Regions from separate parts of the Homo sapiens genome. Here region 1 is linked to region 2. A link is a contact called in ENCODE Hi-C data. All regions are on one chromosome and are shown on one strand. Each heading gives the region's core, a stretch centred on a gene start or an enhancer-like site at or near the end of the contact. The rest is flanking DNA. Distances are from core to core; before and after follow the strand shown. Region 1 holds the start of FGF14-IT1 (FGF14 intronic transcript 1). Region 2 holds the start of GGACT (gamma-glutamylamine cyclotransferase).

What was found. Hi-C counts contacts between places; a loop is a spot of excess contacts on that map. Pooled maps may share reads with other maps.
Region 1: a map of CD4-positive, alpha-beta T cell shows a loop between it and region 2 (5-fold over the local background). The contact joins the promoter of FGF14-IT1 here to the promoter of GGACT in region 2. A Hi-C loop is called at or near these places in 2 of 168 maps with a recorded cell type or tissue (CD4-positive, alpha-beta T cell and naive thymus-derived CD4-positive, alpha-beta T cell), 1 of 37 single-sample maps with no recorded cell type and 9 of 50 pooled maps.

The regions. Positions count from the first base shown.
Region 1 is chr13:102,391,049-102,395,978 of GRCh38, reverse strand. It overlaps FGF14-IT1 (FGF14 intronic transcript 1), which reads left to right and starts at 1,460. Exons shown (of 4, transcript NR_036486.1): 1 at 1,460-1,625; 2 at 2,148-2,221. It overlaps FGF14-AS2 (FGF14 antisense RNA 2), which reads right to left and starts at 1,401. Exons shown (of 1, transcript NR_036487.1): 1 at 274-1,401. It also overlaps a transcript of FGF14 not described here. RefSeq lists an enhancer at 1,325-1,554.
Region 2 is chr13:100,587,213-100,592,519 of GRCh38, reverse strand. It overlaps GGACT (gamma-glutamylamine cyclotransferase), which reads left to right and starts at 3,731. Exons shown (of 3, transcript NM_001195087.2): 1 at 3,731-3,779. RefSeq lists a silencer at 3,579-4,098.

The sequences.
Region 1 (4,930 bases), core at 211-2,710, 1.8 Mb before region 2:
CCCTGTGTAGTTCTCTAGCTGCCACTATTTTTTTTACTTTGGTCAGAATGTAAAAGGTAGGATGATGAAGAGAAGGGAACAAAAGGAGGGATTCTTAGGGACTTCCTAAACTTGAAGGCAAAAAGGATGAATGTCGCAGACATGTTTTATAGGGAACAGTGAAGTTCTTGTTTGATTAGTCTGGTAACATCATGTAAGAAAGTCACCCAACAACTGCTGGGCACCACTGCCTTTGTCACTGTCTCTTGACAAAAACTCTGTTCACGACACATGGTAGGTTTTCAATACACTTTAATAAAATAGTGAAAAATAGGTATCTCTAGGATAGTGAACTATGGGACTACAAAGGGCAGGACGATACATTTTACTTGGTTAAATTCGCTTAATGCTTACTCCTTTCTCAAAGCGCCAACCAAGAATTTGGCTACTAAATAAAGAAAAAAGCTGTTAGTGGCTCTTTATCCGCCACGATAGGGTGCTCTGAAACCCGGTCCTGCAGACATTCCCTTGGCCCACATTTTATAGCTTCCTTCTCAGTCTCAAGGCCTGTAGTCTACTGTTCACACTCGAGCCTCTCGCAAAATACACAAGCTCAAAAGCTCATGGCGTTCTCCCCATCTGGCATTCTCGGCCTTAGAATAGCAAACGTTAGGGCACCATTAGGTTCATAGTTGCCAGACCCTTCATTTTCTTTTTTAATCTTTAATTTTCTTCTTAACAAGGAAGACATTCCGCAAAAAATAAACTCCCTCTTTTGAGCTCCTTTCTCTGAAGATGGTAACTGGAACTCTCATTAGTAAAGAACCTCGAGTTCCAGTTGCTTTGGACGGAGTTTCTCGCTTAGTATTTTGCTCTTTGGCAGTTTGAAAAGCAGTAATCTTCCAACTTCGCAGCTCCCTGCACTCGCGCCTACCACCCTGATCTATTTGGCTTTCTCCTTTTTGGAGCCACTTTAAAAGGTGCAGGGTGCTGGGCCGCTGTGGCCTCGGGCTGAGAGGCGGGGAGTTGGTGTCCGGGACCAGAAAGTTTGGCAGAAGCCACGGCTCTGGGCCCAGGCCCCGGGCTTCCAGAGAAGTGTGTCATTATTTGTTTTCTGCAAAGCCGCGAGCGGGCCCACGCTGCAGCTCTGCCTCCAGGCGTGGAACCCCTCGGTAATCCGGGTGAAGCTGGGTTCCGAGTGTGGACTGCTTCGGCTCTGAGGAGGAGGGAGCCCAACGGGCCAGGCACGGGCTTCCTCCTGGCTTTACCCATTGGCCCAGAGTCCCCGGTCCCGCCGCCGCTGCCCTCTGCTCACGGGGACCGGCCATCACCGCGCTCCCAGCCTCGGCTCGCCGGGGGCTTCGCTACGCAATGCGGCGGAAGCGGCCCGTTGGAGCCGCCGTAGCGCGGGAAGTTTCCGTTGCCACGGAGATGACCTCTGACCCTAGGGCGTCTCTGGGACCCGGCAGCTTGTGCTGTTGTTGCTATGGAAACCATGGCGGCCGGAAGCCGCCGCGCGGGAGAGACTTGGGGCGCGGGTCGGGGCTAGGGCTCCTGCCCTGGCAGAGATCTTCGCTCTTCCGTGGTGGCCGGGGACCGGGCAGTGAGCGGCCGGCTCTGCCGCCCGCGGGGCGCGGGTTTGCAAGGTCACTCCTCCGGCGTTGACGCGGGGGCACCCCATGTGCACTGCTGGACCTGAGGGATGGGAAAGCCACAGGTGGCTGCCTTGGCCCTCCCGGTCTGGCCTCCCGCTAGCGGGCGCCAGCTCTGGACCCGAGACCCATCTGAAGGAAAGGGAAGGGAGCTGGCGTTGCTGGTGATTCTGCCCAAGCTCAGGACTGGGAGAGAACGAGCCAAGTTCTGGTCTCAGCTTACACACTAGCTACTGGGAGACCCTGGGCGGGTCCTGAAGTTTTCTGGGCTTCAGTCCCCTCGGCTACTACAAGAAGGATATTGATTAGAGTAATCCCAGATCAGCCCCAGCTCTAATATTCTAGGTTCCCATAACGTTCACACCCAGTCCTGATTGTAAGTAAACTTCCCTCACCCCTTCCCTGTATCTCTCCCGGACTATGTTAACTATATATTTAAATTGTACTCTAAATTCAGAGACCATCAGAGATAAGAGGTTGACCTTAGCGATCACAAACAACCTGTTCCTTTTACAGGTGTGGCAACTCCTTCCCAGTGGAGGAAGCGACTGTTCCAAGAGCCAGTTTTGGAATTGTAGGCACAAACACAGGTAGAAGCTTTGAGCCTTGGGTGAAGAAACGCGTATTTTACTGGTGACACTAGGAAGAGCTCCTCATGCGCTTCATAGAATTGTGTGGTTGGTGCTGAAATAGATGGCATTCCATTTATCCATTATATTCCCCAGATACCTTTTCCTTAGACAGTTTTAAGATTTTCGGGGTAGGGGAGGGTATCTTCACTAGTTTATTTTTCCTTCTCTCATATCCATGCTATTGGGAAAAATCTTTCTTAAATCTTTTTTATAAACCTCATTTGTAAATTAAGAAGTTGAAAAAGATTATTTTCAGAGTTTATTACAACTCTGAAATTTATGAATTATTTCTTTTAGGTCCACGTGCTTTTTATCACTTTTTCAGTAACTACAATCTCAAAAAAACAAAAAACAAAACTTAGTAAACACTTAAAAAGTGCTGCTGTGTTTGAACTGTTGATGCTGGAGATACAGGGGTGAAGAAGAGTTCTTCCTTCAAGGAATTAGCAGGAAAGACAAAAGACAGGATCAATTATGATGTGGTGAACAATTCTGTGTAGGTGGACCAAGGTGCTATAGGGCCAAGGAAGAGGGGCATGGAAAGGTTTCTGGAGGGAATAAAACTCAGACTGAGTCATGAAGAATGACTAAGAGTTAGCCACGTGGTAAAGGCACTGGTTAGGCTGTCAAGGAAGAGAAAGAAGCATACTTTAAGCTTTGGGGGCGTCAAAGATTGTGGTGCAGACCGAGAATATCAAGTACAACTGAGAAATAGAGGGTGTTTCTAGGGAGTGGCAGGTAGTGAGTGGGGTTGCAAGGTAGTGAGGCACAGATCGTGAGCTCTCTTCTGTGTCATGATCATATCTACCCTTTAGACAACCATTATGACTACAGCGTGGAAAACAGCTCTGGGTTGGGCAAGGTTGAAGGTGGAAAGACCAGGGAGGAAGAGCAGTGAGCAGTGGTGAGCGGTCCAGAATAAGGCAGTGACAGGCACTAGAGAGGAAGTGAAGTCCATCCATCTTAGTGGCCAGTTTGAATTTGGGAAGGAAGTTGAAGGAGGAGTCTGGAATTTTCTGATTACAGGTTTTTGATTTGGACAGTTCTGGTGAGCTAGTCTTCTGGCCATTTGCCAACAGAACACTTCCATCTTCTTGAGACATGGTTGGCTGTCTTCTGACTGTTTATATTGAGGGGCCGAGGTAGCTTTTAACAGCAAGTAGGAGACTTAGACAAGCTTCTCTTTCTAGATTAAAATTTAAATGGACAGTTCTGGGAGAGTTGCTGTGGGATAAAAAGTTCATCTTGATTTCAAACCCGAAAATCCTTAGGACTGGGAAAAAATGCTTTACAATAAAGATATGCCAAAATGATTTTTTTAAACGATTATGTACAATTCTTTGTCAATAGCAGATGTTTTTATGGACACAATACTTTGTTCAGTTTGAGGAGTCAAGTAGTGCAATTAAAAGCCAAGTTTTCAGATTTACTATTCAGGTCTGGCAAGAAAAGAGAAGGAAGTATGAACTTTATTGAATTTACATATGTAAGTTTGCACACGTGCTTTTTTAGATAGGAATGAATGTAGTTAAAATGCCTTTTTTTCCTCCTGTAGCATTTTGTTGTCTGCACAATTATAGTGGATCACTGAAGTGTGTGGTAACCTTATCTGTAATGCTGCATCTTAAAGGTGTAGCTTGGGAGGGATTGTAATATCTGTTCTTTCCACTTCCTGTGTGGAGCACATGGTATAATATTGTACTTTAAGAAATATGAACATAAGAAGGCTTAAAGACTAAAAGAGAAATCATATCTCATAATTGTAGTCCTTTTTGTTTCAACAGCCACTTATTTGTAGTCTGAAACTCATCTTCTTTAGTTGTATTGCTGCTGTATACCAGGTGTTGTAACTTTTAAGCAAAGAAAGGACCCTGTCTGCTAGGAGAACTGAGTCAGTTTTCTACGTAAGCACTCAGTAGTAACCATCATTTGGCCTTAGCATTTTATTGTTGGGACAAATTGAAAGCAGTAACACAATATGCTCTTTCCTCCTTCATTGCTAAATGAGTTGATTTGTTTCCTGAGAAGTGATGTTTTCCATTAACTTGATTATTTTTTCTTGTACCTTTAAAAATTTTTTCAACTCACATGACAAGTAACATAAAATACCTCACATCTCAGACAAATAATAATGACTGTTAAATATTGGAAATACTTTTAATGAGATCAGTACCAAATGTTAGAGATATTTTAATGATGCAGTTAAGAAATTTGATATAGGATAAAAATTTTACATCATTATTGCTTATTATTATCTCTTTTCTAGTTTTCTTTTAAAATGTTGGGAATAATTTTAAACAACACAGTACTGAGGCCATTCTGGTACATGTGTGGCAGATGTGACTCTGTATGGGGGATACTAACTGTGACATGAATGCTATAGTTAGTATGTGGTCTGATATGCAGCCATAAAGTCCGCCCAGCTTTGTCAGACCGCTTGCCCTTTGTTGTAGCAAAGTGCTTTTCCAGTACTGATATTTCATCCCTTTGTCTCCTTCTCCCTGTATTTGTACTATCCGATTCTAGATTTTGTCCTTTTACATATTTTTTAGTCATGTTTTTCAAAAATTTTGTCATCAACTTACTCTTCAGGCAAGATCAGGATTAGTATTCAATTGGATTTACCTCTTTTACATTCATTACATTAGGAAAATAGACCCAAAATAA
Region 2 (5,307 bases), core at 2,482-4,981:
GTGGGCAAACTTTCTGTAAAAGAAGATGTTAAGTATTTTAGGCTTTACAGGCCATATGGTCTCAGTGGCAGCTACTCAATGCTGCCGCTGTCCTGTGAAAGCAGTCACAGACAGTGTCAACAAACAAAATTCTATATACAGACACTGAAACTTAAATCTCATGAACTATTATGAATTTTTTTCCAAATATTTAAAAATGTAAAACTCTTTATTAGTTTGAAGGCCATAGACAACCAGGTTGGATTTAGTCTGCAGGCTCTTTAGGCCCAAAGATGATTATTAAATGGTTTACTGAAATAATTTGGTAATATTTCAGTAGATTTTATGGTGTTATTCAGTTGGACTTCAAGCTCCTTATATAGCCCTCCTTTTGGTTGTTTACCTCACATTATAGCTAGAGTTTCAAGAGACTTAGGGGATATCTTCCCCTCTATTGGACGTTACTTGCAATGCTGGAGGCACGCAGGAGAGAAACACCCAGAGGAGGCTGGCCTCGTTTGCATAATATTAAGTAGTAATGTATTTAGTTAAATAGGAATATAAATTAGACATCTATTACACCCAGGTCTGGAAAACAGAGCTCAGCAATTACCTGCTCTGATTTAGGCAAATACAAATGCCAAACTGGTTAATTCTGGTTAAAGACAATTTGCTGGTTTAAATCCTTGTAGTTGATAAGGAAAATGTTTGCTGAGCTTTGAACAGGTGCTGATATGATTTGGGTCTGTGTCCCCACCTGAATCTCACGCTGAATTGTAATCCCGGGTGTCAGGGAAGGGCCTGGTGGGAAGTGATTGAATCATGGGGGCAGATTTCCCCCTGGCTGTTCTCGTGATAGTGAGTGAGATCTCACAAGATCTGGCTGTTTAAAACTCTGTGGCACCTCCTCCTTTGCTCTCTCTTTCTCCTTCTCTGGCTGTTTAAGAATTTAAGATGTGACTCTTTCCTCTTCACCTTCTGCCATAATCGTAAGTTTCCTGAGGCTTCCCCAGCCATGCTTCCTGTACAGCCTGTGGAACTGTGAGTCAAACCTCTTTTCTTTATAAATTACCAAGTCTCAGGTAGCTCTTTATAGCAATGCAAGAACAGACTAATACAGGTGCATAGTGATTTGCTGACTGCATGACCCTAAGCCTAGAGGATGTGAGAGTTTGTAAAAAGGCAGAGCAAAGGGGCCAGAATGAGCAGCTGAACCCTTTGCAGTGAATGACTCAATTGTACCATTTGGACACAACCAAACAGACTTGGTGAGTCGACCCAGTTCCTAAAAGCTACCAGAGCAGTTGGCTTGCCAAGGGATCCTGAATAACTGACCAACCCTAAACTGACAAGCCCGGGACCTGCTTAGATTGACCAGTCTATTTCCTTGAGGCACTTTGTGAGTTTTATCTCTATGAGACCCAAGCTTTGCTGTGGAGCTGTCTTCACAGTGACAGCACCCTGGAGTGTGTCTATACACAAGAAAATCTTCACTTAGCACCCTCTGTCCACCTGCAGAATCTTAGACCCTACTCCTGGCTAGCTGAACCAGAATCTACATTTTAAAACAAGACCCTGGGTTGACTGACGTGCACGTTAAAGTTTGAGAAGCACCGAGGTACATCCTCAAAAGGCGATGGTTTTCAAACTTGAACTGGCATCACTCATTAGAATGTCCATCTCTGGGCCCCACCCCCAGACTTGCTGACACTGAGTTGACCCCCAGAGTCAGGACACCTCCAGTGTGGCTGGAGATTGTGCATTTCTAAATACCCAGGTGCTGCCAGTGCTGCTGGACTGGGACCACATTTCAAAAACTGCTCTTCAAACTGTGAGTTGTTTTCCAAGAAGTTAAACTGAAGGCTTCATCCCACAGAGCCTATTCTATGTTAGATTGGGCTTCCCCAGCCTTATCTGGGATGCAACTTAACACTTGTCTTGGCTAGGCACTGTGGCTCATACCTGTAATCCCATCGCTTTGGGAGGCCAAGGCGGGTGGATCGCCTGAGCTCAGGAGTTCAAGACCACCCTGGGCAACATGGTGAAATCCTGTCTCTACCAAAAAATACAAGAAACTAGCCGGGCGTGATGGTGGGTGCCTGAGGTCCCAGCTACTCAGAAGGCTGAGGTGGGAGGATCACTCGAGCCTGGGAAACAGGGGTTGCAATGAGCCAATAACATGCTACTGTACTCCAACCTAGGTGACAGAGTGAGAACCCATCTCAAAACAAACAAAAAATTCGTCTAGTCTGCGTCATCTTTAATTTTCCTTTATCAGAAGAATTATTTATCTATTTGTCTCACTTTCCTTTGCTGACATGATTTTCCCCCCTCAAAAAAGAGATGAAAGTGGAATCATTCTTTCGCTTCAAAAAGTTAAGAATTACTGCTGTCTTTAAAAATATTAATATGAGGCCGGGCGCGGTGGCTCACGCCTGTAATCCCAGCACTTTGGGAGGCCGAGGCAGGCGGATCACGAGGTCAGGAGATCGAGACCATCCTGGCTAAAATGGTGAAACCCCGTCTCTACTAAACATACAAAAAATTAGCCGGGCGTAGTGGCGGGCGCCTGTAGTCCCAGCTACTTGGGAGGCTGAGGCAGGAGAATGGCGTGAACCCGGGAGGCGGAGCTTGCAGTGAACCAGATCCCGCCACTGCACTCCAGCCTAGGCGACAGAGCGAGACTCCGTCTCAAAAAAAAAAAAAAAAAAAAAAAAAATATTAATATGAGCTAGACAAGGTTTTTTAATACATTTCAATTTAATTATGAAGTGTCCAAGACAAGAAAAAACTGTGAAAACCAACGACTTATGTACCTGATGGTTTAGATTTCTTTTGGAATTGTACATCTGTTCAAAATACAATTACATCTGCATTGTTGGAAACGTTTGGATAAAAACCAGTTTATATAAAGGTTTCAATCAGTCCACATCCATGAGAAAGTAGAAAGGGCAGGAAATGATTAAGGGGGATTATTGCTAATCTGATAAACACAGATTTGTGTCTTTCGGAGAGACAGAAGTGTCACTCTCTCCATAGCTGTACCATTCCTACCACCTGGCCCCCAAGTGGCATTGCTTTAACCCATTGTCTCTAGGGAAAATGTTCTCTTTCGATTTTGGTTCTCAGTCCTATAATTTCTGGGGCTTAAATTAGTCCTGGAGCTAGGGAAGAGGTGATGTCATCCTTCCATTGTCTCCTTCGGCCACAGTTTCATTTTAAGAGTATTGGTAAGTAAGTGGGCAGTGTGACTAGATGGCGGTCTGGACTCGGTATCAGGGCTGTGTGCATGCCCAGCTGGGGGGCCTTGGTGGTGTGTGATGTGATAGATACACACATGGTTGGCATCCCCAAGTGTGTCTGCGCTTGGGTTCATTTGTGTGTGCATGTGTGTCCATTTGATGTGGCGTGTCCCCAAGCTTGTGGAGTCGTCTGTGAGTCTGTTTTGTGGGGTGTGGCCCAGGTGTGTCAGGGTCCACCATGCAGTCGGGGCTTGAGCCTGAGTGCCCAGGTGTGTTAGGGTGGATGTGACTTCTGTGGGGCGTCCCCAGGTGTGTGAAGCTGGTTGCGCTGTGTCTGCGGCGGGGCGTCTCCGGCGGGCATCGGCGTGGGTGGGTCTGGCTGTTAGGCGGCCAGTTGTGCGAGCGGCCACGTGTGTGCGAGGGCGCCGCAGGGGCTGGCGGGCCTCGCGTTCCGCCTGCAGGGGGCGCCGCCGGGGGCGGCCTGGGAGCAGAGGCGCGGGCCCGGCCCTGCATTTCCGCCCTGGCCCTGCCCTCCCCGACAGCCCCGGCTGCCGGCAGGTGAGGCGCTGAGCCCGGGCGGGGGTCGGGGCTGCGCCTGCTCCGCCCCCCAGGCGGGGTGTCCTGGCGCCCGCGGGAACCTGGGGCGTCGCTCCCTGCGCGGCGTCCGGGTCGAGGCCGCAGCACTCGGCGTCCCCGCGGGTGAGGGAGGAGGCCTGGGGCGCCGCCGGCCGGCGAGGCCAGCCGGAGGGAGGGGACGGTGGACCCCGAAACGCGTCCTCCATTGCCCCGCGCGGGGGCCACGGGCGCGATTGCCAGAACGGGCAGAGGGCGGTAAAAGCCAGGAACCGCCTCACGCACGGGCGCTGCTTCCCTGTAAAGGAAGCGTGACAGCCCACACGCTGGCTTTCAGAGGACCTCAGCTGAACCGGGCTAACACTTCTCAGAAATTGTTTTTCATTTTAAAGATTTCCTGTTTGTAAGGAGACTAGAAGCTGCAAAAGAAATCTAAAAACGTCTCCTGGCACTTGTGAATTTCTGATCTAAGGTTTCTTTGGAGCCATTAGTGAAACTTCTGAAATTTTGAAGAAATTTACTGCCTTGATTATTAATTATGGTTATCATTGCTGTTTTACTCTGTGGGCCAAGGACAACGCCACAAGCTCAAAAGCAGACTTAAGTGTTTTTTGAACACAGCTTCTTAACTCCACGCTTAGTTGATTTAATATTTAAGTGATAAGAAAATGCAGTCGATTTCTGGCCCTTTTTATTGTTTGGGATGAAGTCTTGCCCTGTTGCCCAGGCTGGAGTGCAGTGGCGCGATCTCGGCTCACTGCAACCTCTGCCTTCCGGGTTCAAGCGATTCTCCTGCCTCAGTCTCCCGGGTAGCTGGGATTACAGGCGCCTGCTATCACGCCCAGCTTATTTTTGTGTTTTTAGTAGAGACAGGGTTTCACCATGTTGGCCAGGCTGGTCTCGAACTCCTGACCCCGTGATCCGCCCGCCTTGGCCTCCCAAAATGTTGGGATTACAGGCATGAGCCACTGCACCCGGGATTTGTGGCCTTTTTTAAAAGCAAGTTATTCGTTTTGCTAAATGTCCCAGGAGAAATGATTAATGAAAAACTAAAGGTGACCTATTTAAAGTGTAGGTCTTACACACACGTAGGTGTCCTTATGTACATTTACCTGTAAGTGAAGACTTTTCCCTGGCCTCATTCAATTTATTGAAATGCTCAGATGAAGAGCACCTGCAGTTTGCCCGTATTTTCCCAAAATGCCTTGTTTTCCTGAAACTATTCCCAGAAGAAGCCAGACTTCCCTGAATAAGCAGACCACTGTGTTCTAGCAGAGATTCGTATTGTAAAAGCTGAGTTTGCAAAGTTAAATTAATTTCTAATTGGTGGATTTTTGTACGGAAATACTTTGGGCTAGTTGATTTTACTAACCAGGCCCTAACTACTACTAGTTAGGAGAGGGTGGTTGTTTGTGGTGATCTGGATAGTAGGTAGCAGTAAGCAGAATAGAAGAGGGATTTTAAAATGATCTGTTCATTTCTCTCTTTACTAGTAAGATTTCCAATCTGTGTC